Linked DNA regions of Homo sapiens: region 2 is linked to region 1. Evidence: read pairs that join two places in POLR2A ChIA-PET (ENCODE). Cell type or tissue: endothelial cell of umbilical vein. All regions are shown on one strand. Links, peaks and the distances in the headings refer to the core of each region. The heading gives the core; the rest is flanking DNA.

Region 1 (14,676 bases), core at 3,161-11,160:
GCTGTTAAAATTACTTGCTGGGGATCTGGTTAAAAAACCAGAAATGCATTCAGATTCAATAGCAGCTGAAGTTTTGCTGTCACTGCCTCTTTGTAGGCCCTGTGATCCTTCCCACGTAGGGATTTCCTGACTGACTGATTTGTGAAGGGAATGATAGTTAACTTGTCCTGCCAGCCATTCCGGCAGGGTTACACAAACCCATCAGGACATGTATGTCCTGCTGCTGCATGTGGAAAGGGGAGTTTGCAGTTCATCTCAGTGAATTTACCCTTGAAGATTATCCATATGGCCAATTTTGCTGTTTATAAACAGCCTTCAGTTTTATAAATAACTGCTTTCCATTTTTCTCTTATTCTCAACTGCTAGATTTTTCTTTCTTGAATGACCTATCGTGTTAATGACCAGTCTAAACACCAGAGCAGGTTTTTTTTTTTTTTTTTTTTTTTTTCTGTTTTACTCCAGAGATGGAGTCTTGCTCCATTGCCCGGGCTGGAGTGCAGTGGTATGATCTCAGCTCATCGCAGCCTCTGCTACCTGGGGTCAAGCGATTCTCCTGCCTCTGCCTCCTGAGTAGCTGGGATTACAGGTGCACGCCACCATGCCCAGTTAATTTTTATATTTTTAGTAGAGACAGGGTTTCACCATGTTTTCCAGGCTGGTCTTGAACTCCTGACCTCAGGTGATCTGCCTGCCTCGGCCTCCCAAAGTGCTGGAATTACAGGCGTGAACCACTGCGCCAAGCCCAGTCCAGGTTTTCATGGTGTCCTAACCAGATGTCTGCACCGTGGCTCCCCGGCGCTCTGTCCAGCCTTTGCCTCTGCTCCCTCTGAGCCCTGCATTCTTTCAGTGTCATTTATGCCACCAAGCACATGGGCAAGTGAGGTGCCTGTATCTTTGCTGAGATATTAGTGGTCATTTGTGCAGGGTTGGCTGCCTCCTGAGCATTTGAGTTTGGGGCAGGGAGAAAATCCTATGCTGGTGAACTGTGCCTTTGGAGCGAGTTTGACCCAGGGTTTTGAAGCCAGCCATCACTTGCCTCCTATGTGTGTTGAGAGCTTCATGGCGGCCAGCTCTATCTCCTCCCTCACCTTTTTTGATTGTGTGGCCGTCAGGTTTGCTTTCTGATGCATGTTTGACAGCCATGTGCACTACGTTTCTGTTTTCTGATCATAAGTGATTCTTTTTGTCAAAGAAACTGAAATAGAGGTATTGAGGGTTTTTTTTCATCCAAAACTATAACAAATGTTGAGGGCTGGGCACAGTGGCTCACACCTGTAATTCCAGCTCTTTGGGAAGCTGAGGCAGGAGGATCACATGGGGCCAGGAGTTAGAGACCAGCCTGGGTAACATAGTAAGACCTTACTTCTAAAACAATAAATAAATACCTAAAAAATAATGAGATTGTAGTCAGCACATAACTTCAGTTCTGGAAGCACACTTCTGCAGCGGTGGGCATCTCCCCCATGCCTGCCTCCTCCAAAGGCTCAGGCTGCCCCCATGGCATCATCTGCCCAGCTCACTTCAGGGATCTGGTCTAACTGGACCACACTGCCGCCTCTCAGCCATGATCTGTAGTTCTCCTGTCCCCACATGAAGTCATTCTGGAGGCTTCGATGGAGTGGAGACTGGGAGAGAAGGATGGGGTGGGCAGTGTGGAGGGTGAAACCATGGAGGAGCTGGGCTCCCAGGTCTGCCCACGGCCGTGGAGTGGCACCTGCACCTCCACACTGTGTGATGACGCCTGGTGGCATTAACTCTGTGTGGCGGCCGTGTAGGTTTCTGGAAGACAGAGGCTGCTGTGTATACAATACCATGACTGGATTTGTATTAAAAATAGTTTCCGTCTTGCTCTTCTCCCACCCGCTTCCCCATCTCTCTGCCTCCAGATGAATTTATCCTCCCATCCTTACCGTGAGCCTAGGGATCTATCTGCCGTTTACACCCCTGGTGTTATTATGAACCAGGAGCCCAAGTGCTGATGACACTAAGCCTGGTTTTAGGGGCAGATGCTAGACAATGTTTAACAATCTTTTTTTTTTTTTTTTGATTGATTGATTTATTGTAAAGATAGGGTCTCACTATGTTGCCCAGACTGGTCTCAAACTCCTGGGCTCAAGCAGTCCTCCCGCCCTGCCCTCTCAGAGTGCTCAGATTACAGGCGTAATCTGAGCCTTTTCTTTTCTTTTTTTCAAAAGTTTAACAGTCTTGATTTCCAGATTCTCATAGAGCATGTCCTTAGTGGCACCTGTTTGTGGAGCCAAGTGTGTGCGGAGCTGCAGGGTGTCCTGACTGTGCTAGGTCTTGTGCTAGGTCTTGTGCTGTGGCCACCCATCCGTTGACTACTGAATTTTTTTTTTTTTTTTTGAGATGGAGTCTGTCACCCAGGCTGGAGTGCAGCGGCACAATCTCGGCTCACTGCAAGCTCCACCTCCCGGGTTCACGCCATTCACGCCATTCTCCTGCCTCAGCCTCCTGAGTAGCTGGGACTACAGGCGCCCGCCACCGCACCCAGCTAATTTTTTTATTTTTAGTAGGGACGGGGTTTCACCGTGTTATCCGGGATGGTCTCGATCTCCTGACCTCGTGATCCGCCTGTCTCAGCCTCCCAAAGTGCTGGGATTACAGGCATGAGCCACCGCACCCGGCCGACTACTGAACATTTTTTAACTCTTACCCCCGACAAACTCTTGAGGGTTTGTTTTTTCTGTTGATCAGAGGTGAAGAGTTAACAGATATGGACTGGTTTTGAATGCCGTTTGGTAGACTCTTTTTAAAGGTCTCTCTCTTGCAGGTGGTCCTGACAACCAAGTCCACTTTGAAGGGTACCAGGTGTCCAATCAGTGTATGGCACTGGTCCGTGATGAGTGTTTGCTGCCATGCAAGGACGCCCCGGAGCTTGGCTACGCCAAGGAGTCTAGCAGTGAGCAGTACGTGCCTGATGTGTTTTATAAGGTAAAAGTATGGTAAGAAAAAGAACTCTGTACATGGAGAATGGTGTGAACCTGTCTTGGACCTTTCTAATTTGGGTGCATTCTGCCTATAGCAGCCGTTTGTCAGCTGTGGTTGAACCCTGCTTGTCACTAAAGGCTTCTGTCACGTTTCTGGGGCTGGATATTCGCTACTCATGCTTCCATGGCGTAGGGCTTCTCACCAGAAGTGGAGCTACATGCACTGGCTTTGAGATCAGTAACACCAAATCCGACCATTGCAACACAGACAGTCTCAGTTTCTAAAGATGAGAAGATGGGTCCTTGGCATGGTGGCTCATGCCTGTAATCCCAGCATTTTGGGAGGCCAAGGCAGGAGGATTGCTTGAGTCCAGAACTTCAAGACCAGCCTGGGCAACATAGCGAGACTGTGTCTCTACAAAAAGTAGATGTGGTGGCATGAACTGTAGTCCCAGCTACTCAGGAGGCTGAGGTAGGAGGATCACCTGAGTCTGGGGAGGTCAAGGCTGCAGTTAGCCATGATTGTGCCACTGCACTACAGGCCTGGGTGACAGAGCGAGACCCTGTCTCAAGGATAGGGGTGGAGATGAGAAGACCGTGGGAGATGTTTCGGGACCTTTTTTAGAATCCTGCCAATTGCAGCTACTCAATGTTTTCTCTTTTTGGTGTTTCCCGCTCCTTTGGGGGCTCCAGTTACACATGTATTTGGCTGCCTGAAGTTGTCCCGCAGTTTACTGATACTCTGTTCATTTCATTTCAGTCTTCTTCAGTGTTTCATTTTGGATAATTTCTTTTAGTCTTCACATTCGTTGATCTGGACTTCTACAGTGTCTCATCTGCAGTTAATCTCATCCAGCATATTGTTCATCTCAGACATTGTAGTTTTCATTCCAGAAGTTTAAGTTGTTAATTGCTTCCTGTGTTTCTACTTAACTCTTTGAACATAGGGGATACAGTTATATTAACTTTTTTCGGCCGGGCGCGGCGGCTCATGCCTGTAATCCCAGCACTTTGGGAGGCCGAGATGGGCGGATCACAAGGTCAGGAGATTGAGACCATCTTGGCTAACACGGTGAAACCCCGTCTCTACTAAAAAAAAAAAATACAAAAAATAAGCCGGGCGTGGTAGCAGGCACCTGTAGTCCCAGCTACTCGGGAGGCTGAGGCAGGAGAATGGCGTGAACCTGGGAGGCGGAGCTTGCATTAAGATCGTGCCACTGCACTCCAGCCTGGGGAACAGAGCTAGACTCTGTCTCAAAAAAAAAAAAAAAAACAACTTTTTTCTTTGTTTCTTTTTTCCTTTTTTTTTTTTTTTTTAAAGAGACAGGGTGTCAGCTGGGCGCAGTGGCTCACGCCTGTAATCCCAGCCCTTTCGGAGGCTGAGGCGGGCGGATCACAAGGTCAGGAGATCGAGACCATCCTGGCTAACACGGTGAAACCCCGTCTCTACTAAAACTACAAAAAGTTAGCCGGGCATGGTGGCAGGCGCCTGTAGTTCCAGCTACTCGGGAGGCTGAGGCAGGAGAATGGTGTAAACCTGGGAGGCAGAGCTTGCAATGAGCCAAGATTGTGCCACTGCACTCCAGCCTGGGTGACAGAGCAAGACTCCGTCTCAAAAAAATAAAAAATAAAAAAATAAAGAGACAGGGTGTCACTATGTTGGCCAGGTTGATCTTGAACTCCTGGCCTCGAGCAGTCCTCCCGCCTCAGCCTCCAAAAGTGTTGGGGTTATAGGCGTGAGCCACTGCACCCGACCCATATTAACTTTTAATGTTCTTATATACTAACTCATATCACCTGCTTATTTCTGCATCAGTTTTAATTGATTGATTTTTTTTCTAATTATGGGTTAGCATATGTGGGTCTGCAGCTGCAATGTGTTTTCCGTGGACCGTCTGTCTGTCTGTCCTTGTTACTGGCGTGCTGAGTGTGTGTGGTGTGCTGCTCATTGTGTATCACAAGCCAGAGACTCCAGCAGGGTGTTTTCTTCCAGAGAGGGCTTTCCTTTCCTCCATGGGAAATGTGGTGGTGGTGAGCTGTCCATCTCCATCCAGGTGGCAAGTAGCTGGTCAGAGCCGAGTTGCATTTTGATGAGACTTCGTCTATTGTTGATCCTTCCCTTTTTCTACAGTGTAACCCCTTAGGGGTGCCATCTGAGAGCCTGGTAGAGCTCTTTGTGAGGTGACAGTCTTCCTTAAATCTTTGTCTCATTGGCCCTGAAAGGCTGGGAGATACAGTCTGTCCAGAAGTTTCTTGTTTTCCTCATGCCTCATACAGCTTAAATATGTAGGTATCCCATGTACCTTAAAACTTTTGCAAGCATCTTTTTTTTTTTTTTTTGAGACAGTTTTGCTCTGTTACCCAGGCTGGAGTACAGTGGCGCGATCTCGGCCCACTGCAGCCTCCGCCCCTTGAGTTCAAGCGATTCTTGTGCCTCAGCCTCCCGAGTAGTTGGGACTACAGATGTGTGCCACCTGCCCGGCTAATTTTTTGTGTTTTTAGTAGAGACTGTGTTTTACCATGTTGGCCAGGCCGGTCTTGAACTCCTGGACTCAAGTGATTTGCCCACCTTGGCTACCCAAAGTGTTGGGATTATAGGCGTGAGGCCACCCAAAGTGCTGGGATTACACCACACCCAGCTGCAAACATCTTGAGGGGAGAGAATGGCTGCATGTTTGAAATTCCTGTGTCTCCAGAGTCTCTGCCAGACCCTCATCTCCCAGCACTCACTTCCTGCAGGAGGGGAGGGAAGGGGCTTTCCATCTCAGTGCCACAGTCCCCTTTGCTGGGGGTCTTCTTATCTGGTTTGGATTCAGGCCCCTGCCTCCCCTTCCTCCCTCCTACCCCGTTGGGCAGGCTGGTCTCGAACTCCTGATCTCAAGTGACCTACCCACCTCAGCCTCACAGAGTGCTGGGATTACATGCATGAGACACTGTGCCTGACCTATATTTTTCTTTTGAAACAGCATCTCGCTCTGTCACCCAGACTGGAGTGCAGTGGCGTGATCTCAGCTTGTTGCAACTTCTGCCTCCTGGGCTCAAGTGATCCTCCTGCCTCAGCCTCCCGCGTAGCTGGGACTATAGGCGCACACTACCATGCCCACCTAACTCTTTTGTATTTTTAGTAGAATCAGGATTTCACCATGTTGCCCAGGCTGGTCTTGAACTCCTAGGCTCAAGCAATCTGCCTGCCTCAGCCTCCCACAGTGCTGGGATTATAGATGCTGGGATTACAGATGTGAGCCACTGCACCCAGCCTCTGATTTCTTTCTTTCCCCCCCCCCCCAGAAATGGAGTCTTCCTCTGTCTCCCAGGCTGGAGTGCAGTGGCCTGATCTCGGCTCACTGCAACCTCTGCCACCTGAGTTCTGCGATTCTCCTGCCTCAGCCTCCCGAGTAGCTGGGATTACAGGTGTGCACCACCACGCCTGGCTAACTTTTAAATTTTTAGTAGAGATTGGATTTCACCATGTTGGCCAGGATGGTCTCAAACTCCTGACCTCGTGATCTGCCCACTTTGGCCTCCCTAAGTGCTGGGATTACAGGCGTGAACCACCACACCCGGCCTTGATTTCTTAACGATGTGGATAATCAGCTATATGAGCACAGTTTTGGGAATAAAAGCAAACTTTTGTTTCCCTTTTAATCTTTGATGCTTCTCTGTCGTCGGTCATCTCCAGGAATCATGGATGTTACTGGACTCTGTTCTATTCCATTGGCCAGTTTTCCTAAACCAGAACTAATACCATACTCTTTTTTTTTTTTTTTTTTTTTTTTTGGCGACAGAGTCTCGTTCTGTCGCCCAGGCTGGAGTGTAGTGGTGCGATCTCAGATCACTGCAACCTCCGCCTCCCGGGTTCAAGCAATTCTTCTGCCTCAGCCTCCCGAGTAGCCAGGACTACAGGCGCACGCTGCCACGCCTGGCTGATTTTTTGTATTTTAGTAGAGACAGGGTTTCACCATGTTGCCCAGGCTGGTCATGAACTCCTGAGCTCAGCAGGCAATCTGCCCACCTCGGCCTCCCAAAGTGCTAGGATTATAGGCGTGAGCCACCGTGCTGGGCCTCGTTCCCATGTTCTTTAATGTCTCTTAGAAAGGTTTTCAGTTTTCTCTGTGGAGGTCTTACCTATCATTTGTTAGGTTATTCCTAGGTACTTTAATTTTTTTTAAGCCTGTTACAAAATAGCACTATCTTAAAATTACATTTTTAAACTGTTGGTGTTTGAAACAGGTAAATTTTTGTATCCAGCAACTGCTATCTGTTCCTCAGTATTATTATTTATAAGTTTAGTCTTTCGCATTTCCTACACGTATTATCCTTTCCATCATCAGCCCTTCTCATTCTCTGGGCTTTTCCCAGTGTTGCCTGGGATCTCCCAAACAGCACTCATGACAGTGGAAGTCTCTGGCACCTTTGTCTTGCTTTTAATTGTAAAGCAAGTGCTTTTAGGATTTTATCATTAACTGTGAGTTTGCTGTAGGATTATTTTTAAATACCCTTTTCAGATTGGAAATTGGCTTTTTTATTTCCATGCGTTATTGTAAGTTTCTTGCACTTAGGAATGGAGCTCCCTTTTGTCATGAAATATGTGACATTTCCTTAATCATTCTGTTGTTTTCATAGAGTGCTTATTTGCCCTCTGTTAGCGAGAATAGGCTAGAAATACTTCCCAGAATTGTTTATAGCCCTGTAGGATTTGAGACAGATTTCTCATGTTTCAGGAAAATATCAGTTGGAGCAAAGAGAACTGTAAAAGCAAACATTGAAGTCATCCTTTTAGTCCTCCCATGGACTTTGCGGTTGGAGGTGACATGCCTTGTAAACAAAACCTGCACCAATATTTGTCTGAGGCTGCTGTTTATCATGTTGTTGTCTCTGGCAATAAAAATGGGAAACAATTGAAAAGCCCTGTCCCAAGGGCATATTAAGTTACAGCTGGACTCTGGGATAGCATGTGGTTACTAAAGGTATGTGTTTGCAAATTATTTAAAGATAAGGGGTAAAACTTAGAAAGCAAAATTAAAAATGCATCTATACCTAGAGTATAATACCAATTTTTTTTGTTATTTTCTTGAAGACACGTATAGGCATTTGCACATGGATGTGGACATACATTTACATGCACTCACACATGGGGTGGGAGTAGAAGCTTCCTGACTGTCCTTCAGGAGGGAGGAGAGTCTACAGCTTTGCCCTGTCCCATATGCAGCCAGTAAGAGAACGAGGAAGAGCCTTGTGGACAGATGAGGGGAGCTGTGCAGATGCTGGCCTTGGAGAAGTGATTTGAAGGCACATTTGTGTCATCGTTCACGTGTAGTTTTTTAGGAAAGCATATGGGTGTACACATAGTCCTGTGAGGACCAGGAGCTTCCCGAGGGACTAGGGCCAGCCAGCCTCACTCATCTCTGGGGCAGCCAGGTGGCAGGACGTGGGGCTTTTCTCTTTCACCTTTCTTGTGAAAGGGAACATTTGTCCCCTGCAGAAAAACATGAAGAAAACATATTTAATGATAACTACTCTTTGCATCTGGTAGAGTTCTTGTTTCCTTTTCTATTCTTTTAACTTCAAAACAAAGACTTGTAATTATGGAGAATAAATGAGTGCATTTATTGACTATATGGCCAAATCAGAATGTATTTAATTGGTCTTGTGTTGATGGCCTTTGGTTCTTCCTGGTTGTTACAGAAAGTGCCACATTTAACACCCTATACATCCTCCTGTGACATCTTTGTATATCTTCAAAATAGAATTGCTGGGGAGGAAGGTTTTTCGAGTTTTGATAGATATTTCCAAGTCGCTCACTGAAAAGTCACACTAACATCTCTCTTGATAATTAGGAAGAAGAGTTTAAAATAACTTTCCAGCCATGAATGCACATGGGTGTGTCACACACACTCTGCGTCACGTGGCAGTGGCTGCTGTGCTGGCGCACATGGGCGCTCAGTTGTGAGTGCGCAGGGGCGGCGCCGCAGGGAGGAGGCCTGGCCCTGGCCGGGAGGCTCCTTGGGTTTTTGTGTGTTTCTTCGAATCGGGAGGCTGGCTGTGGCTCACTGCCCATCAGCCCCAAGAGCCTGCAGCTGTGGAGCTTTATGTGCAGCCCCAGAGCCCAGCTGGTGGGGGTTTTGTTTGGGCAGGCTGGGACCTCCTGCCCATCACACAGGGACAAGACTCACACTCGTAGACTGTTGTACAGCCAGGAGGCGCTTGACTGTCTTCTGTCTTTTCCTTTAAAAAGAATACTAATAGACTAGGTGTGGTGGCTCACACTTGTAATCCCAGCACTTTGGAAGGCCAAGGTGGGAGAATTGCTTGAGCTCAGGAAGTCGAGGCCAGTCTGTGTGACATAGCAAGACCTCATTTCTACAACAACAAAAAAAAATTAGTCGGGTGCTGTGTCATGAGCCTGTGGTCCCAGCTACTCAGGAGGCTGAGTCAGAAGGATCTCTTTAGCCCAGGAGTTCACGGCTGCAGTGAGCTATGATTGTACCACTGTACTCCAGCCTGGGCGACAGAACAAGACTCCTCCAAAAACATGCAGACATACATACACACACAGAACACCGCTAGATGCTTAGGTGTTCAGCTGCTTCCCACTGAAGGTGAAACTCGGGTCCATGCCCCTCATCGGGCATCATAGCTGAAAACCTCCTGGTACGGATGTGACGTGCAGGCATCTTCAGCTTTGCCCTTTCATGCCCGTCATGCCACAGCTCGCTTACCTCACGGCCCTCCTGGTTGTGCTGCTGCAGCCTGCAGGACAACCGCTGGGCCTCAGCTTGGGCTCCTAGAATCATAAGTTCTCTGGAAATGTTCCCCAAGTAAGTCTTCCGACTGGCTCTGTCTATGCTCCATGTTTTCTGGTGATTCACTGTGGTGTCTGGGCCCCTCGGGTGTTCTTTGGTACAGAGGAGCCCTCCTCATGTTCCCTCTCTGACACTAGGGTGTGGTGGGTCCACCATGGAAGCATGTCTCTGCTGTCAGCACGTCCCAGAGACATTTTGAGATGGTCTGGGACTCCATCCAGGGCATAGCGAGGCTACTAGCTCTGCCCAGAAGGTCTAAGTTATTCCTGCGCCTCTGCTTTCGGGATGCTCTTTCCTGCGTCTGTGTGATGTGTGAGGATGTGGCAGGCTACGACCCTTCTGCCACAGAGATCACACAGCCTCCAGTCCTTTTATTCCCACTCCTCTGGACATGGGACAGTGGCTCTAGTGTCTGGAATCTGACTTGGCTTTGTAGCTGTGCCTTTACCACCTTGCTGGCTGGCGCCCCGGGAGTATACTCTCTTCCCATGGACTGCCTTCACTGGCTGATTTCTGTAATCGTTGTGGGGGAGTGAGGAGAGGTGGCCTTGGTGCTGTGGAGGACTGGCTGCCCCTCTGGCTGGAGCCAGTTGTCTCCTCACTGCTCGCACCTATGCCAAGGGTCTGGGCGTCCACAGGGCTTATTCCTCTGGGGCAGGGAGAATTGGTTGATTGGGTTTGAGGGAGCCTCTTGAGGACAAGTAACAATTGGGCACTTTGACAAGGGGCTGGCTTTCAGTTCTTTTGTGACATGGTGATTTTATTAACTTTTTTTTTTTTTTTTTTTTTTTTTTTTGCGTTGGAGTCTGGCTGTGTTGCCCAGGCTGGAATGCAGTGGCCCAATCTCGGCTCACTACAACCTCCGCCTCCCAGGTTCAAGCAATCCTGCCTCAGCCTCCCAAGTAGCTGGGATTACAGGCACCTGCCACCATGCCTGGCTAATTTTTTTGTATTTTTAGTAGCGACAGGGTTTCGCCATGTTGGCCAGGCTGGTCTCAAACTCCTGACCTCAGGTCATCCACCCGCCTTGGCCTCCCAGAGTGCTGGGATTAAGGTGTGAGCCACCGCTTCCAGCCTTACTGTGTTTTAAAATCTCTATTTTCTTCTCCTTCAGCCATGAGGAAATAGTCTGACGGGCATAAGCCCACGGGTGGGCTGGCCCAGGGCCACTGGGGATTTTGTACTTCCATGCCATGTCTCTCCCAGGCCCCCAGCTGTGGGCATGGGAGGCTGGCCCTGGGCCCTTCAGAGCTGAGCGGGGAGCGAGAGCTGTTGTGTTTGGGTGGCCAAGCCCTTGGTAGCACTGACCTGATTCACTGTGCGATGCTCTCACGGCATCCATTCTCTCATGTTTAGAGAACACCTGTGAATTGCCAGGCCCTGGAGTTCATGGAGAATGGAGAAGGGCTCCCTGCATCGGGGAGACTGCTGCAGCAGGGGAGGTGGGCCACCCCAGCGGAACGGGTAGAGAAGCTTGGAGTGCCCTGGTGGGTCGAGTCCTGAGAGGGGAGAGAAGGTGTCAATTGGCAGAGCAGCTCTGGGGGTGTCTGGAGGAGATTGTTCAGACAGAGGCAGCAGCCTGTTCCCCACACAGAGAGTGATAAGCAGGGTGGCCTGCTGGGGTAGAGGTGGGAGGGGCCCTTGGAAGCTGAATCTATGGTTGGAAGTGAGATGAGGGCTTCTGAAAGGTGCTGAAGGGAGATGGCTGTGCCGGGGCTGTGAGACGATCACTCTGGCTGCTGGGCTCGGAGCTGGAAAAGGAGACTAGGGTAGAGAGTAGAGATGGCTGTGCAGTAGTGAGGGGGTTGAGTGTGTGGTGTGATCGAGAGAAGAGGCAGGCAGACTCCAGGGTGTCCAGGCCAGGCTGGAAGGCTGGGGATCTGTCGGCGATGTGCTAGTGCAGAGGCACCACCCGGGGTGAGCGCATTGCTTGGGAGAGGCACATGGTACAGATGGTGTTGGGGTGGTGCTTGAGGCCTGGTGAGAGGCCGAGTTGTCCATCCTGGAGGGGATGGCTGAGGAGAACCCCACCTTGGGGGAATGAGGTGGAGAGCACTGGGAGGCAGGAGCTGGGGAGGAGGGGCAGGAGCATAGCGCCCTGGAAGGCAGGCAAGAAAGGAGCTCCCTGGTGAGTCAGGAGAGGAGGCTTTGCCTTCAGCAGCTCAGGGGTGTTGGGAGCTTTGATGAGCCTGGCTGAGTAGTAGATAAGCGGCTGCCGAGAGTGAGCTCACAGAGGAGAATGGGGGGTGAGCTCACAGAGGAGAATGGGGGGTGAGCTCACATCAGCAAGCTGCATGACTCTTTCGGGGGGTTTCACTGCCAGGGAGAGCAAAGGACAGTCACCAGTATGGGAAGTGGGATTGAGAAGTTTTCTTGTTTGGGTTTTTATTAACGTAAGGGAAATACTGACATGGGCATGTACTGCTTCCTGGTGTCCAGCAAAGGAGCTAATTGGCACACAGAGAGGAAGGGGCATGGTCCGTGTGTCAGGGACAGCTTTGGGGCATCTGGAGACAGGTCAGTACAATGAGGATGGGAGGCAGAGGTGGGTGGAGCTGGCAGGAGCGATGGGATGCAGGTTTGGGGATCAGCTTGCTCACAGGAAGCCACAGGGTCAGCTGAAGGGGGAGGCTGGAGTGGAGACCACCTTTTAGACCAGGAACTTGTGAAGGGGGTGTTGTCCAGGTAGGAGGGAGAGGCTGGCAGCAGGAGGGTCTCAAATCTAAAGATCCACATGCATCAGACAGCTCGAAGTCTATTTATTTTTGAGATGGAGTCTCGCTCTGTCACCTAGGGTGATGTGCAATGGCACGATCTTGGCTCACTGCAATCTCCGCCTCCCTGGTTCAAGCAGTTCTCCTGCCACAGCTTCCCAGGTACTTGGGATTACAGGCGCCCACCACCACGCCCAGCTAATTTCTTTTTTGTATTTTTAGTAGAGAGGGGTTTTGCCATGTTGGCCAGGCTGGTCTCAAACTCTTGACCTTAAGTAATCCACCTGCCTTGCCTCCCAAAGTGCTAGAACTACAGGCGTGAGCCACCACGCTAAACAGTAATGCATGCAGTCTATGCTGTGTGCACCTGTGGCCCCAGGTACTCAGTAGGCTGAGGCAGGAGGATCGCTTGAGCCCAGGAGTTCGAGGCTGCAGTGAGCTTTGATTGCACCACTACACTCCTGCCTGGGCAACATAGTGAGACCCTGTCTCTAAATAAATAAATATGGAACATTTTAAATATGAAATGAAATGTATGTTTATTATGAAAAAATTAAATATTGTAGATTGGTAAGAAGAAAATGGACGCCCCCTAGCACCCTTTGTGATATGGATAGGCTTTGTGTCCACACCCACACCTCATCTTGACTCACAATCCCCAGGTGTCAAGGAGAGATGAGGTGGAGATAATTGAATCATGGGGGTGGTTCCCCCATCCTGTTCTCAGTGATAGTGAGTGCATTCTCACAAGATGTGTTAGATTTATAAGGGGCTCTTCCCCCTTTGCTCGGCACTTCTCTTTCCTGCCACCTTGTGAAGAAGGTGCCTTGCTTCCCCTTCCCCTCCTGTCATGCTTGTAAGTTTCCTGAGGGCTCCCCAGCCATGCTGAACTGTGAGTCAATTAAACCTCTTATAAATTACCCAGTCTTGGGCAGTTCATTATAGCAGTGAGAAAACGGACCAGTCGTACCGTTTATCTGTTGAGAGCTTCCCGTGGGTCAGGTGTTAGGCCTGGGGCGCCACGGTGAGCAGGTCCCTCATGGTCCCTCTTCTTGGAAACTGTGGAGGTGTCCTGTTGGGGAGCAGGGTGCGCCGAGGTGGCCATTCACAGTGCTGAGACTAGAGTGTGTGAGAGGAAGCCACGCGGAGTGGAATCTGCTGAAGCTATGTACCTGGAGAGCACAGCATGCACCCGGCGGGGCCAGTCTAGCTGGAGTGGCTTGTGGTGGACAGTGGGAGGCCATGGAAAGACTTATGGAAAGTGAGTTCTGGAATGTTCCTGCTGGAGGTGTCAGGAGGGGTGGTCTGGAGGCGGGAAGCTTTTGCAACAATCCAGGCATTGGATGCCAGTAGCCTGAGTCAGGAGAAGGCAGCAAGTTTAGAGGAGTGAGTGGGGCTGAAATCCAGGTAGGAGAGGCAGTGGACAGGTGCTGACAGCCGGATGGGGTGGGCAGGGGAGGTCCCCGCTGTAGAAGACCCATCCTGGGCTGCAGTGTGGGGAACGGTTTGGAGTTGGGGAGCCCAGTGAGAAGCTGGTGGTGTTGGCAATCCAGGCCACATGTCAGTTCCCTGTGGCCTTGGGGACAAGGATGGTGTGCTGGGACTGAGAGGTTTGGAGGCCTGGCAGGTGTGCAGAGAGGAGCACAGGCTCAAGCCAGGTTCCTGGTTTTGGGGAGCAGGGTTGGCACTGGTGCCAGAGTAGAGCCATGGGTCTGTGTGGGAGGATGGTGAGTCCAGGTGCCAGCACGCAGAGTTTGAAGATGGAGCAGGACAGACGGTTGCCAGGACTCAGGTCTGGAAGCTCAGGCAAGAGATACAGGCCAATAGTTCCCTTTTCAGACTATCTGTGGAGAAAGCCTAAATTAACCCAGAAGTAGATGAGCCAAGCCGTGGTTCAGAGGGAGAAGAGAAGAGTGCGTTGAGCTAACCCGGAAGTAGATGAGCCAAGCTGTGGTTCAGAGGGAGAAAAGAAGAGGGCGTTGAGCTAACCCGGAAGTAGATGAGCCAAGCTGTGGTTCAGAGGGAGAAGAGAAGAGGGCGTTGAGCAACTCCAAGGATGGCTGCTCTAAAGAGGTCAAGGAGAAGGGTCTGGGAGAGGTGGGAGGGTGATGTCCTGGTGCCAAGGGACAGTGCTGGGGTCCTCTGTCTGGAGAGCTGTGCGGACAGGCAGTCTGGCGAGGACTACACAGTGATGGGGTGGGGCGGGTCAGA
Region 2 (14,676 bases), core at 2,550-10,549, 420 kb after region 1:
TGAGCTCCCACCCCACCTGCTGCTTCATGGGGGCTGTAGGGGAGAATGCGAGGGTCCATGGAGGTGGCCCACTGGGCCTGGCAGCGTCTCCCAGGACATGCAGGTTGGCCAGGGTGTTTGAGAAGCCAGCAGAAGACACCAGACAACCTGGCTTCCTCCAGTGGCCAGGCCTGAGCAGCTGTCTGTCCATGGGTCACTGCAGGGGCCAGGGAACCATGCCAGGGCCCGGCTCATGAAGCTCCTAAAATAAGGGCCCTGGAAGGAGAAGGGATCTCTATGAGGCAGGTGGCTTCTGCGAGCACCTCTCCCCTCGCCGGCATCTCTCATAGGGTAGGGCCTTTGTAGGGCTGTCACCAGGGTGAGACCAGAACAGGTACACATCACCGAGGAGCTCCCCTGGCCACGGGCTGTCTGGAAGGAGACGCTTCACTGTGCATTTGTTTCCTGATACCCCAATAACGACAGTGAAGAAGGCCTCACGCCGCCGCTTCTCCACCTGAAACCACAGGTTTTCCTTCGTGCGGGTTTCTGCCCCTCTGGTTCTTACACAGAGCTGAGATGACTGCAGTATCCGCTTTCTCGGTGTCACATCTTACCACGTCTCCACAACTCTGCAGTTACGATGGGAGATGACTCCGTGTTGTGCCTGGGAGCTGAGGACGGTCCAGCAACTTTTTGTTTTGTTTTGTTTTGTTTTGAGACAGAGTCTCGCTCTGTCGCCCAGGCTGGAGTGCAGTGTCGCGGTCTCGGCTCACTGCAACCTCCACCTCCCGGCTGGGTTCAAGCGATTCTCCTGCCTCAGCCTCCCAGGTAGCTGGGATTACAGGTGCCCACCACCACGCCGGCTAATTTTTGTATTTTCACCATATAGGCCAGGCTGGTCTTGAACTCCTGACCCCAAGTGATCCTCCTGCCTCGGCCTCCCAAAGTGCCGGGATTACAGGCATGAGCTGCCACGCCTGGCCCCAGCAACCTTCTTGACTGGCCGTCTGCTGCTGGACCAGGAGAAGCTTCAGGGTTCTTTTGTCATTAGATATAATGTTGCAGTGAGTGTTTTTGTCCAAGAAGCCCCTCCCTTTCCTTGGCCATGTTCACGTTAGTGGAATGAGCGGGTCAGAAGGTGGAAGAGTCCATGGTCCTGCCATATTCTTCTGTGTGGGGTTCACCCTAAAGCTTTCCCACTGTGTGGGGTTGTCCCGGGTGCTCCCACCCCACACCTAACACTAATAACATTGCAGTCTGTCTCCAGCAAGCAGCCCTGACCTCAGGGTGTGGCCGGATAAACACACTGCAGTCCGTCCACACAATGGAACGTAACTCAGCTGTAGAAAGGCATGTGGCACCAGCAGGCCAGAGTGAGGAGGAACCTTGGGAGGAACATCCCACTGAGGGAAGCGTGGCAGACGCCCCCACATACCATGTGATTCCATTTTTATGAAATGTCCAGAATGGGCCGGTCCATGGGGACTGAACACAGAGTGGTGGGGGCTCAGGAGAAGGGAACGGGCAGGTGCTGTCTGAGGGGCCTGGGGTTTCCTCTGGGGATGGTGAGAATGTTCTGGACCCAGATGGGGGCGCAATGTTGTGAATACAAATGCTACTGAATTGTTCACTTCAAGCCGATTCATTTTATGTTATGTGAATTTTTTCAATAAAAAAGGAAATATGTGGCCGGGCACGGTGGCTCACGCCTGTAATCCCAGCACTTTGGGAGGCTGAGGTGGGCGGATCACGAGGTCAGGAGATCGAGACCATCCTGGCTAACACAGTGAAACCCCGTCTCTACTAAAACTACAAAAAAATTAGCCGGGTGTGGTGGTGGGCGCCTGTAGTCCCAGCTACTTGGGAGGCTGAGGCAGGAGAATGGCGTTAACCCAGGAGGCGGAGCTTGCAGTGAGCCGAGATGGCGTCACTGCACTCCAGCCTAGGTAACAGAGTGAGACTCCATCTCAAAAAAAAGGAAATATGTGGAGTGGGAAATCATGCTTTTAATAAAACGAGACCCAAAGAAACCAGCGTCTGGAAGCATCTGCAGTGTGAGCAGCTCAGGCTGGGGACCTGCCCCTGGCCCGCCTGGGCCACAAGGCCTGGGGAGCCTGGCGTGGGATCTCTGGGCTGGAGGGCGGGCTGGCAGATGCAGTGTTCTCCAAAGCTCCCGGAACCAGCACCTGCCCTGAGCTGACAGATGGCCTGTCCCCTGGGCGGCCCTTTCGGCTTCATTTCTGTTCAGAGCCGCCCCTCCTGGCCTCCAGCCCTGCCCCCAGGTCACTGGCCCCGACTATGGGCTACGCCGGCCTGGAAGGGCCACAAGGACCACTTCATAGCTCTGGATGACAGTATTATGCCCCTTGTCCCCGCACTAGACAGGCACTGCCCCCTTGGGGAGGTTCAGGTCTCACTGACCCCCGCAGGGTTGGCACTGCCCACCTTCCTGCCTGAAACAACTGCGGGGCAAGGGGGAGGCCAGGGCTGGAGGCTAAGAGGCACCAGCTGCCCCTCCTGCCTGAGGGCCCTGCTGCCTCAGCCTGGAAGAGCACCCAGCTCTGTTACCTCCTGGGTGCCTGTGGGTACAGGGCTGGGGCTGGGGCTGGAGGGGCCCAAGCACCCTAGAGATGCCTCTAAGAGGGCCAAGATGGTGGAGGGGCATGTGGCAGAATGGGGGGGTGCCCACTGCAGGGTGAGGCCCAGCCAGGCAGGGGCATCCTTGGGGCTCTGCAGTGCCTACTGTGGTGCCCAGCAGGCAGATTTGGGTGCTGAGTCCCGGCAGCTACACTTGCAGAAACGCTATTATAACTGGCTAATTGGGATTCAGACATCTGCAGGAAGAATTTGGGAAGGTGCTGACCTTGTCCTGACAGCTGCATGTTCCCCACTTTGCCTCCCTCCTCCCTCCCATGCCCTGCACTCCCATCGGGGGTTGAATTGTGTCCCCCCAAAATATGTTCAAGTCCTGACCCTGATACCTGTGAATTGGGACCTCAGTTGGAAGTAGGGTCCTTGCAGCTGTGATCAAGAGGAGGCCAGACTGGAGCAGGGGGTCCTAATGCAATGACTGGGGCCTGATAACGAGAGGAGAGGACGGACACACACACACGCACAGACACACACGCACCTACACATATGCACACACATGCACACACCCCTACATACCAACACAGACACACATATACCAACACACACAGACACACCTATGGATATGCACAGACATGCACACACACCTGTGTACACATACATGCACACATACCAACACACCTACACATATGCAAAGACACATGCACACACACCTACACATGCACACACACCACATATGCACACACATCCACACCAACACACACATGCCTACACATATGCAGACACACAAACCAACACACACCTACACATATGCACACACATACACACCAACACACATGCACACACATGCCAACACACCTACACATATGCACATACACATGCAGACACACCAACACACACACATGCACACACATGTACACATACCAACACCGACACACGTGCCTACACATATGCAGACACACATGCACACACAAACCGATACACACCTACCTCTATGCACATATGCACACACCAACACACGCAACTGAACATGCACACACACATATACCTACCAAGACAGACACACACAGACACACATATACATACCAAGACACACACATCTACACATATGCACAGACACACATGCATACACACACATAGACACGTACACACACACGCACACGACTATGTGACGATGCAGGCAGAGGTTGGGGCTGCGCAGCCACAGGCCCAGGAAGGCCTAGGGCCACCAGTAGCCGGAAGAGGCAGGAAGGACCCTCCCCTGGAGCATCTGGAGGGGGCGACCCCGCCCACACACACACATCTACACATATGCACAGACATATGTGCAGTGGCGCCATCTCGGCTCACTGCAAGTTCCGCCTTCTGGTTTCAAGCAATTCTCCTGCCTCAGCTTCCCTAGTAGCTGGGATTACAGGCGCCTGCCACCATGTCTGGTTAATTTTTGTATTTTTAGTAGATACGGGGCTTCACCATGTTGGCCAGGCTGGTCTCGAACTCCTGACCTCGCGGTCCGCCCCCCTTGGCCTCCCAAAGTGCTGGGATTACAGGCGTGAGCCACTGCGCCCGGCCGATTACTGTTTTTAACAATTTTATTGAGATATAAGTCACATGCCATGAAGTTCACCACTTTAAAGGGTACAGCTTAGTGTTTTAGCATCTTCACCAGGGTGGGCAGCCATCACCTCTAGCTAATTCAGGGAAGTTTCCTCCCCCCAGGAAGACGCCCTGTGCCCCTTCTGCACTGCCCCCACTTGCCCCTCTCCCGGCTCTGGCCCTCCACCTGTGCTCTGTCCCGTGGATTTGTCTGTTCCAGACATTTCATACAAGTGGAATCACACACTCTGTGGCCTTCTGTGTCTTTCACTGAGCATATTTTCATGTGTCATCCATGTGGTAGCATGTGTCATGCATGTTATAGTGTGGTCAGAGCTTTGGTCCTGTGTATGGACCAATACCATTGCATCGTATGGACAGATCACATCCTGTTGATGGTTTATCTGTGGATGGGCATAACTGCTGAGTTTTTGGGTGCCCCCTAAACTTTGCTCCTGAGGTGCGTTCCTCACTCTGGTCTCTAATCCCCAGACCCCCAGGCTCTCTCCTGCCCCTGCCCCCTCTTTTCCACCACACCTGGGCTTCCTGCTGGGTTCTTGGCCTTTTTCCTCTTCGACGGGCAATGCTTCTGCACCGACACTCTCCCAGCCAATCTGGGCTCCTCGGTCAGCTCCTTCTGGGCTCTAGAGAGTCCCAGGGGCGGAGATCATGCCTTCCCCCAGGCCGGGGGATAGCAGACAGCTATGTCTTCAGGGACCTCTTACCCAGAGGTGCTCACTGATCCTGTCCCAGCGTGGGCAAAAGCCAGCACCTGGGGGGCCCCACTAGGGTCACGGTCAGTGGAAGCATCTGAACTCCTGGTTCCAGCGAAATCTCAGAGGGCCCTGTGCTTCCTGGAGAAGGGGTGTCGCTCTGGTTACGTAGGGTGGGAGTGCTGGCTTGGAGCCCAGGGGCAGCTCCTCCCCTGTCCTTCCTGGAGCCCCAAGAAGATCCACAGCTTGAAGCCCCTGAGCTGTGGCCCAGCCACAAGTGTACATGTGTGTGTTCACAGGCAAAACTGAGAGGAGCCAGCCCCTGGTCACAGCAAGCTGTTTCTGGCCCTGGTCATCAAGGCAGGGACACTGAGGGCATGGAAGTTCTGGACAGAAACTCTCCCCAACATGCCAACCAGCAACCACCCACGGCCACTGGCCACCTCCCCCTGCCTAGGTCCAGGTGTCTAGGGCACCTTCCAGGCTGGGCAGAGGAGGGCACTCCCTCCTGAGCTGGGGAGGGGAGGCCCTGACAGGGGACCCAGAGTGGAGACTCATGAGGGTATGCCATACCCTCTGTCCCTCACACTGGAGCACTCCAGGATCACAGCCTGCTGGCACCAACCATCCCTGCCACTGGGTGGGCACTGATCCTCCCAGCCCTCTGGGCTCCCTGAAGACACAGACTGAACGAGGTGGCCCAAGGCCTCTGAGTGCCTCCTGCGGGCAAGGCCCCCTTCAGCCACTCTACCCACGCGGCTTCTTTACCTGCAACGGCAGCCTGGCGGCAGCGCCCCTTAGAACCTTGGCTGGCCACATGATCAGGGCCAGGAAGAAGGCTCTGGGTGCCCTGTCTCCTTCTGCCCCAGGTGCAGTTGGTGTCTTGTCTCCTACAGCCAGGGACCCCTAAGGTCTGAGGGCACAGGGTGGAGGCCCCTTGCTTTGCCTGTTAGGAGGAAACTTCCTACATGAGGGACCCCCTTAGGAAAAGAAGGGTGGGTCCTGGTGCCCATCTGCCCCGTGGCCCAAGCATCCTGTCCTGGTCTCTGCAGGTCCCTCTGCCGGGAACAGGCTCCTTTCTCTCCCTAAAGTCCTAAGAGCCCTGTTGGAGTGGGCGCCTCTCACCTGCTCCACAGCCCCCAACCCCAACTGGGCCTTGCCAAGGGGCTTAGCCATCTGGTCCCAGAATGAGTGAGTGAATGAATGAGTGAGTGAATGAATGAGTGAGTGAATGAATGAGTGGATGAGGGTGCATCAAACTCAACTGCAAGTCTCCAGGACACTTTTTTTGAGACAAGATCTTGTTGTCACCCGGGCTGGAGTGCAGTGGTGCCATCTTGGCTCACTGCGGCCTCTAACTCCCAGGCTCAAGTGATCCTCCCACCTCAGCCTCCCAAGTAGCTGAGACTACAGGTGAGCGCCACCATGCCTGGCTCATTTTTCTAATTTTTGTAGAGAAAGTGTCTTGCTATGTTGCCCAGGCTGGTCTGGAACCCCTGAGCACAAGCCACCCGCCTGCCCTGGCCTCCCAAAGTGCTGGGATTACAGGCATGAGCCACTGGGACCAGCTTCCACTGAACTTTAACTCTCCCGACTCCCACGGGGGCAGGCTGGGGGGACCCTGCCCCGCCCCAACCCTGCAAGGTGGCACTTTGGGCGGGGATGGGGGATCCTGGGAGAAACATAGGGGAAGGGATGGCCCCTCAGCGCCCAGGCCAACCTGCTGCCCTAAGCACCTGGTACAGTCCACGGCAGGTGGAGACTCAGCCAGGTTCTTCCTTCATGGCTGTCGCAGCACGGTACAGGAGCAGGCCTGTGTGCAAAGCCAGCCACCCCCACTCCACCAGCACAGGTGCCACCCAAAGGGCATGGGGTGGGGGGGCGGCTGCCAGCCGCCTCGAAACCTGCAAGTGAGGCGAGGGCCCCTGAGCACCAAGACCCGCCCTGGGTGTGCTCCCGGGTTCCCCCACCTGTCTCCCTGAACCTTTCCACCTAGGAGTACCCCCTCCCCCACCCCGGCGTTCCCTCCGTACCCACTCACGACTTACCATTCACGACTTCCGTTTCCCCCCCCCCCGCCAGCCTCCGTGCCCCCCTCAGCCCCAGGCCGCCGTGCTTCCCGCTCCGGACCATCCCCCCACTCCGTGCCATCCCCGCTCCGTGCACGGCCCCCCGTCCCCCCTCCTCCATGCCTCCCCTCCGTGTCCCCCCTCCAAGCCCCCTTCTGTGTCCCCCACTCCGTGCTCCCCTCTGTCTCCCCCTCCGTGTCCCCCTCTCCGTGCTCCCCCCATGCCACCCCGGCCGCGGAGGGCCCCCCCCTCCCCCGCGCCGCTCCGCGCGCGCTCCCGCCCGCGTTTTCGGACTGCACCAGCGGAGCCCCGCGGCGCCAGGGCCGGGCGGAGCGCCTCGTCTGTCGCCGCCGCCCCCACCGGTGCGGGCTCTGCGGCTGCGGCGGGGGGCGCGGGGCGCGGGGGCCGGCGCGCTCCGCACCTGCGGCGGCCGCTGGGTGATGCGGCGGCTCGGGCCGGGGCCGCGGGCGTCCTGAGCGCAGCGCCCTCCCGGGATGCCCGCCGGCCGCTGGCCCGGCCATGTCGTCGTCCTTCTTCAACCCCAGCTTCGCCTTCAGCTCGCACTTCGACCCCGGTGAGTCCCTGGCGGCCCGGCCTGCGCGCCGCTGCCTCCCTCCGCTGCGGACGTGATGCCCCTGGGCCCCACGGCTCCCGGTTTGCATGGAAATTAACCCTTTCCCCGCCCCGAGCCCAGCAGCAGAAGCAGCCGGACCCCCTGGCGGCCCCAGATCTCGGAGGGGCAGGCCCTGGGCCCCAGCACAAACCGGCCTCCGCCTGTGGGCTGGCGTCCCCCGCGTGGTCGTGACTCCGTGGCTGCCTCCAGGGCACAGGTAACTGGGGCACGGAGGGCCTGCGTGGGCCCCTGGTGTCCAGGAGAGTTGGTCTCAGACTAAGGGCCCTTGGGGGTGTGGGGGGTGTCAGCCAGCTGGGGTTCAGGCTTTCCATGGCCTCTCCTGGGTCCGGGGCCCTGGCGTGGGAGGCTTCTTCCCAGGCTGGGAGCGATTCTCAGAGCCCTGCCCAGCCACCAGCAGCCGGCGGGGGATGTGGGGGGAGCAGGGGCCAGTCCACATTACAGAGCCCAGTGGGCAGAGGCTCAGAAGAGAGGGGCCTTGGTGGGTGCCCAGATCCCCTGACAGTGGGGGCCCGAGGTGACGCTGTCAAGCTGGCTGCAGGGGACCTGAGGCCAGGCCTCTTACCCCGTATGGCCAGTGCACCGGGCAGGGCGAGATTACCCATGGCTGCCTGGCCTCCTGGCTGTGGTGGACAGCTGGGATAGGCAGAGGGGGCTGGGGACAGCTGGAAGCCCCATCTGTCACCAGGAAGCAGTGGGCTTTCTAAAACCTCTGCTTCTCCAGATCCGGCCCCTGCTTGGCCTGAGTGGGAGATAATCCCCCTGCCCTGTGCCATCCATGGCCCCAGGGCCAAGTCCCACCCACACGTCACTGGGGCTCTGGCACCAGGCTGAGCCAGCCCAAACAAAGCCTGTTTGCATGTGACGTGATCTCCTGTGTCTCCTTCCCTGGAGCAGGGCCCAGTGCACGCAGCCTGGCAGGGAGGCACGGGGGTCCCCGGGGCAGATCTCGGTCTGAAGGCATTTGCTCCCTGGAGGAAGGGAGCTGGTGGGAGGTCTGTCTGCTGGGCTTAGGGCTGTGGGTGTCACTTGCTCAGAAATGACTTCCTGTAGTGACCCCTGGGGCTCGGAAGTCCCTGTGGGGTGGGCAGGTGAAGGCTCAGAGCCCAACAGCCACGGCAACAGCTGTAATGTCTCCCCGGCCCAAGGGCAGGGGGTGGAGGAGGCTTGGGGCAGGTCCTCATCACATCTCCATGCCAGGCGTGGCCCACGGTGCTTGGTCCTTTCTGCCCCCAGAACAGAGAGGACCCTCGGCCCATACCCTGCCTCGGGGCCCAGCCTTGTCCTTGGCCATGAGAGGCCCTTTCCCCCGCCTTCGAGCAGCACCGGCTCTGCCCTTCTCTGGGTAAACAGCTGTGATCTGAATAATTCTAATGTGTCCGTTTAATGACTTAGAGGAAAAGAAGTTGTTGGAGGCAAGGGGCGTCTCTCCTCTGCAAGATGCTGGGCCAGAGCTGCAGGCACCTGCTGGGCTCTGGGGCCCACCTACCAGGAGGGGCTGCCCAAGGTGCTGGTGCTGGTGAGGAAGGAGACCCTCCTTCGGATTAAGGGGCTGGGTCTAGGCTCTGCACCAGCCCCCATGAGAGGGTTAGGGAGGAGAGAGGGGTCTCCTGCCCTCCCGCTAAACTTAGCCCAGCCTTCCAAGCCTGGCTGTCCTGTGCTGCAGTCCCTCTGCCTGGCCTTGCCTCTGTGAACCTCGGTTTTCCCATCTATGACATGGGCCGACAGTACCTGTGGCAGGCCCGGGTGGGCTCAGTGCTTGGTGAGCACTTGGCTGTCTGTGCTGGAGTGGTGGTGCTGGGACAGAGACCCCCAGGGCCCAAGCTTCCTACAGCATGTGGCTGGCTCCTTGCCATCCCCGAATTGGAGCGAGCTGGTTCCTTCTGAGGCTGCTTGTGTCTGTGGGGGGGCACCCAGAGGGGAGGGGCCCACGCTTGTGGCTCTGGCAGTTGGCTTGTGTGTCACTCAGCATCTGGGGCAGTGCTAGCACCTGACATGGGGGTCTCACCTCAGTTGCCAGGCCCTGCCCCGCTGCCGGGCCGGCTCCTTGTTCATCGCAGGAACTGGTGCCAGTCTCCATAGAGGTGACGGCAGTTGTGGTGGTACAGGGGGCAGAGACGCCCGATAGTGCAGGGCCTGAGAGTGGAGGCTGTGGGCACAGACTGTGGGCTGCCTGGGCCCCTGACCTTCCGCACCAGGCAGATGCGGGCAGGGCAGGGGGCACCCGGCCCAGGAGCCTGCTTGAGTGCCAGGAAGAGCCGCCTCCTCTGGAGCCCAGCTCTTCCCCCATCTCCCTGACACTCGGGAGCGTGGCTGGGGGATTTCTTGGCAGCTGCAGCCTTCCAGCCTCTGTGCTGTGTGGCCTCGGACTACTCACCCAGCCTCTCTGAGATCCGTTCTGCACATGTGAAATCTTGCTCTGGGGAGACTAGTGTGGGCATGGCGGCCAGGAAAAGCAGGGTGATGGGGGTGACACATGGGCAGGATGGCCGGGTCCAGGCTGGCAGGAAGGGGGTGGCATGGCCTTGAGCGAGCAGAGGTCACCCCTTCTACCTGAGTGCCCCAAGGGAGGGGGCTGGCCTTGTTGCTCACCCTCCCCAGCCTTCACCTTCCCTGGTGCGGCCTCAGGGCGTCATGATTTCTAGTCGTCCTGAGCCCTGGGGCCTGGAGCTGTCCTAGGCTGGAAGTGGGCATGGGGACACCGCCTCGCTCCGGCTTCTGGAGAGGCGCGCTCAGCCTGAGGGTGGGGGTCAAATGCTCTGCACAGTTAGGAGCAGGGGTTTGCCCTGGGGCCACCTCTGGTTTGCTGAGGGGCCCTTCTGTGACTGGCTCTCCATGCCTGTTTTGTCATCTGTAAGGTGGGAATGGCTGTGATGGCCAGGTCTGAAGGGACAGCAGTGGTGCACTGAGCCAAGGGTGGGTACCTGGGCAGTGCCTACCATGGCTGATCCCTGACGCAGAGGTGTCACTGTTGACCAGTGGGCAGGGCTTGGAGTTTGTGGAAGTTCTCGGAACACGTGGCAGCCTGGATTTGCCACCCCCCAACCCCCGCCTCTCCCCTGTCCCTCAGCTCACGCCCTGTCTCCTGCCCAAGGTCTCTCCCTGTGTCTGACCTGAACCAGGCGCCATGGGGGGTTCCTGGGAGAAGTGCCTGTGCCTGGCCACGGTGCTCGCTCTATCAGCATTCATGTGAACCGGACACCTGGCACAGGGCTGGGCAGGCTGGGCCTCAGGATGAGCCTATTGATGGGGAGAGGGCAGAGGAGGCAGCGAGCCCCGGGCCAGGCATGGCCTCAGTGGCAGGGGCAGGGCTGGACTCAGGGGCTCAAGGGGCTGAGCAGGAGGCCATGGGCCTGGGTGGTCCCCGGGAGTCCTCCCCTTGGAAGGTGCCCCACAGCTGACACTGCCCGGGCACCAGGTGTGGAGTCTGTTTGAAGGCAGCTGCTGCTTCAGTCTCCCAGACCACTCAGGCTCAGGCAGCAAGCACCTGCCCTGGGAGGAGTTACCTGTCCTCCTCTCGCCCCCGGGGTCTCAGAGGATGCCCCAGAGGAAGCTGTGCCCATGAGTTCGGCCCATCCCCCTACTTCCTCTCAGGTCTCAGGTCTCCCACCGAGACCCTTAGGCTGCAGGTGTGCAGGCCGAGGTGGGTTCTTGGAGAGGGTCCCATGGGAAGGCTGTGTGGACAGTGGCCTTGGGGAGCGGTCACACGCAGGCCGTGGGCCCTGGGCACGGGTCCGGCTCCCACCTACCAGCATGGGTGCGGGCACTCGGGGAGGGTGTGGGTGTCGGCACTCGGGGAGGGGGTGGGTGTGAGGCCCCACACTCCCAGGCATGGGTCAGGGAGAACATTTCTCTCATTCCGGCACATTCTCCAGGAGGCCAGGCTGTGCGCTTCCCTCCATGGGGTGGTGCAGTGACCCAGAGGACCGGCCCCTGCAGTGGCCACCCTGTGGGCCCGAGTGCCCCAGAGCTGGCTGGGGTGGGCTGGCAGCTGTTGTGTTGTGTGGAACATGCTGGAAGGTCTGCCTTGTGCCACCCTGCATGTTTGGGATGCATCGACTCCCCGCCATGCCCTCTGCCTCCCCGGCTCCCAACCCTGACCCTGCCTCACGGGAGAGTTCTGGCGTGGGCTGGTGTCCTGGGCCGGGCCCTGCTGTGTGACCATGGACAGGTCTCATAACTTCTCTGTGTCTGTTTCACCTCTGAAATGGGGTCCGGCAGCACCCACGCTCCAGGAGGTTCCTGAGAGAACCCGGGGGCCGTCACGGCAGCTCCAGGGCTGGTGACTGTTCACGTCCTCTCTGCACTCACCCACCACCCCGGCCGCCTGGGAACTGTGCTCCTGCCTGTGCCCCCTGGAGGCATGTGCTGAGTGGAATATGTCACCCCAAACCCATGCCCGCCCAGTACCTCAGAATGGGGCCTTATTTAGAACTAGGGTCTTTGCAGCTGTAATCAAGTTAAGATGAGGTCGGACCGGAGTAGGGTGGGCCCTGAATCCAATGACTGGGGCCTGATAGAAAGAGGAGGAGTGGCGTGCACGCGGGAAGGAGGCCACGTGCAGAGGCTGGAGTGATGCAGGCCCAGGAGCACCTGGGGCCGCTGTGCCGGAGAGGCAGGAAGGATCCCGCCAGCGCCTCGAGGGAGTGGCCCTGCCCATGCCGTGCTTTCCTCCTCCACTGTCCAGAACTGTGAGCACATCCATTCCTTGCCGTCTGGGCCAGCAGCCCGTGGTCCCAGGACACACATCTGGGGGTCTCCTTGGGTCTGAGGGGTGAGCACAGCTGCCTCGAGACATCAGGAGCCTCTGACTCCATCCTGAGAAGAGTTATCCTTGGAAGAAAATGAGGCCACGTGCTAGCCCCCAGCCTCAGAACCCTCCAGGGCGCTTGGCTGGGTGTGAGGAGGAAGCAGGCCGGGGCCACAGCTGCGTGGCATCCTCTGCCTCCTCCTCGGTCCACGGGGGAGGCAGAGGGTCCACGGAGCACCTCGGTGTCTCCTCGGATGTGGTGTCGGCGGTGAGCCTGGGACCACGCTGTTCTGCTGTCACCGGCCTCCTGTCTCCAGCTCACGGGGTTCTTCCGGGGTAGGCTTTTCTCGAGGGCCACCTGACCCCTCTGTGCACGCCAGGGCAAGGCTGACGGGAGGCCCACTCGACCACTCCTGGGTGGGAGCCTGATGCAAAGCACCTGCCGTGGGGCCTCGGCCTGCGGTCCTGTCCCTGGTGGCACAGATCCAGGGGCCCAGGAGCCCGTGTCCGTGGTGGGGAGACTCCCGTCCCCTCCGCAGGCCACAGTGACAGGAGGGCTTTGGCGTCTGGGCCCCCCTGGGCCTTGCCCTGCCTTTCACAGAGGAACAAGCGCCCGCGGGACCGGCGGCCTTGGCCTCCCCGCCCCCCCGCAGAGGAAGCCGGCAGAGGAAATGAGGGCAGCGGACGGGGCCGGAGCCAGTTCCCAGGCACCTCTGAGAACTGTCACGGGAGGCGGCGTCCTCGCCGGGTCTCCAGCCTCCCTCCGCAGGGACCGGGGCCTGGGGTCAGGGGGCTGCGGCCTTGGGTGGGGCTGGGGCGGGCTGGGGTCCTCCCGGGGGTCACTCTGGGGTTACAGCCACGGTCAGAGCCACGCGGGAGCGACACCCAGAGCCTGGTACGTGGGGGTTTCTGGGAGGATGCGGGCTGTGCTCCCACTGCCAGCCTGGGGGTGGGGGCCGTGGCCAGGAGACTCCTGCTCCTGCAGGGACCCTGCCAGCGGAGGTGGCCGTGCCAGAGCAGGCAGGGCCTCTGCAGTGGGCGATTCTGGGCAGCCGGGGCCACCTGCCCCAGGGGGAGTGAGGGGCAGGATGCTACCCCGAGCCAGGGCTGCTCAAGGCCACCTCTCACGGCGGGGCGTGGCCAGCCTATCCCCATCTCACCCTCGGGGAGGGTGTGGGGTCCCTGCTGCTGAGGGACAGGAATCTGGCTCTACCCACCTGCCAGGGTCCCCAGGAAGACCCCTCCCTGTCCCTGGTATCGGGTAGCCCTGGCCAGCTGGCCTGGGGGAGCCAGGCTGGGGGGCAGGGGAGCTGGTCCGGGACCAGGGCTCTGCCGAGTCACCTCTGTGCCAAGGCCACGGTTTGAGGCTGTGGCTTGAGGCCGTTGTGGGATGGAGCTGGGGATGCCGTCCTCGGTGTGAGGATCCTCCGACGAGGCCCTGGTGCTCGGTGGGGCCCCTCTGGCTTCCCTTCTGCTCTGCTTCTGGGAATTCTTAGTGACTCTGAACAAGGGGCCTTGGGTTCCCTTGGTACTTGGTCCTGCGGATTCTGCAGCCGGTGGGGCTTGCTTAGGGTTTGGGCTCCGCTGTGAGGCCCACGTGGAATTTCCTCGAACCCCCTGCGAAAAAGGCGTGTGGCTTCCTAGTGACCACGGCACACACAAGTGCGCTCTGACCTCCGGGGTGCGGGTCCGGGGCTTCCCCGCATTGGATTTACCCGCGCGGCAGCACGCCCAGCCCCCGAGAGTCCCCGCCACTGCCCCCAGGACTGCTACCTGGCCGGTCACTCGCAGGCCGCCGGCGCCCTCCCAGCTGCCCCATGTTGGGGATCTCGCTCGCTCTCTGTGAATGATGCTCAGTTGTGGGCTGTCCCGTGGGCTGCTATCGTGGACGCTGGAGTGAGGGCCCCTTTACTGAGAGGTAACTCACATACCAAGGACCCACCTGTGTCAAATGAGCAGCTGGGGCTTTCCTGCATTCCCAAGAGTGCAGCCATGGCACGGCTAGCTGTGGAGCATCCCTGCCCCTGACAGAAGCCCCATGCCCGAGGGCATCACTCCCCATCCCCTGCCCCCAGCCCTGGCAGCCACCGATCTGTCTCGGTCTCTGGGCCCCTGGCCTGGACGTCTGTCTCATAAGCAGGGTCCTGTGGCCTTGTCCTCTTTGGGCCCTGAGGTTTTCGCTGTGTGTATAGCGGCCCCAGGGATCAGGGGTGCTGGTGTGTGACTGTGGGGCACTGTCCAGGGAGCTTCCAGGAGGTGGTGCCATTTTGCCCCCATCCCCATGGACGAACGCCTCCATGGCTTCCCCTCCCGCCAGTGCTGGCTGCTGTTTTTATAACGCCCGGG

Evidence for each region. Peaks named below come from ENCODE experiments on the same cell type or tissue, not always from the same donor. Only the 100,000 strongest peaks of a DNase experiment are listed, where the experiment ranks them.
Region 2: POLR2A ChIA-PET joins it to region 1 with 5 read pairs; 2 of 35 experiments call an interaction of 5 or more read pairs at or near these places.

The regions. Positions count from the first base shown.
Region 1 is chr17:81,577,220-81,591,895 of GRCh38, reverse strand. NPLOC4 (NPL4 homolog, ubiquitin recognition factor) reads left to right here. Exons shown (of 17, transcript NM_017921.4): 12 at 2,792-2,952. Among named protein-coding and RNA genes, the nearest start is that of FAAP100, 32 kb to the right of the region's middle. In endothelial cell of umbilical vein, for the core only: no CTCF peak of the experiment used is centred there; a DNase peak (open chromatin) is centred at 7,665; H3K27ac peaks cover 265 bases.
Region 2 is chr17:81,158,785-81,173,460 of GRCh38, reverse strand. AATK (apoptosis associated tyrosine kinase) reads left to right here and starts at 7,240. Exons shown (of 14, transcript NM_001080395.3): 1 at 7,240-7,523. The coding sequence starts at 7,469. It overlaps PVALEF (parvalbumin like EF-hand containing), which reads right to left and starts at 7,954. Exons shown (of 7, transcript NM_001354639.2): 1 at 7,714-7,954; 2 at 6,617-6,784. RefSeq lists enhancers at 7,699-8,442, 8,443-9,186. In endothelial cell of umbilical vein, for the core only: no CTCF peak of the experiment used is centred there; no DNase peak of the experiment used is centred there; H3K27me3 peaks cover 529 bases.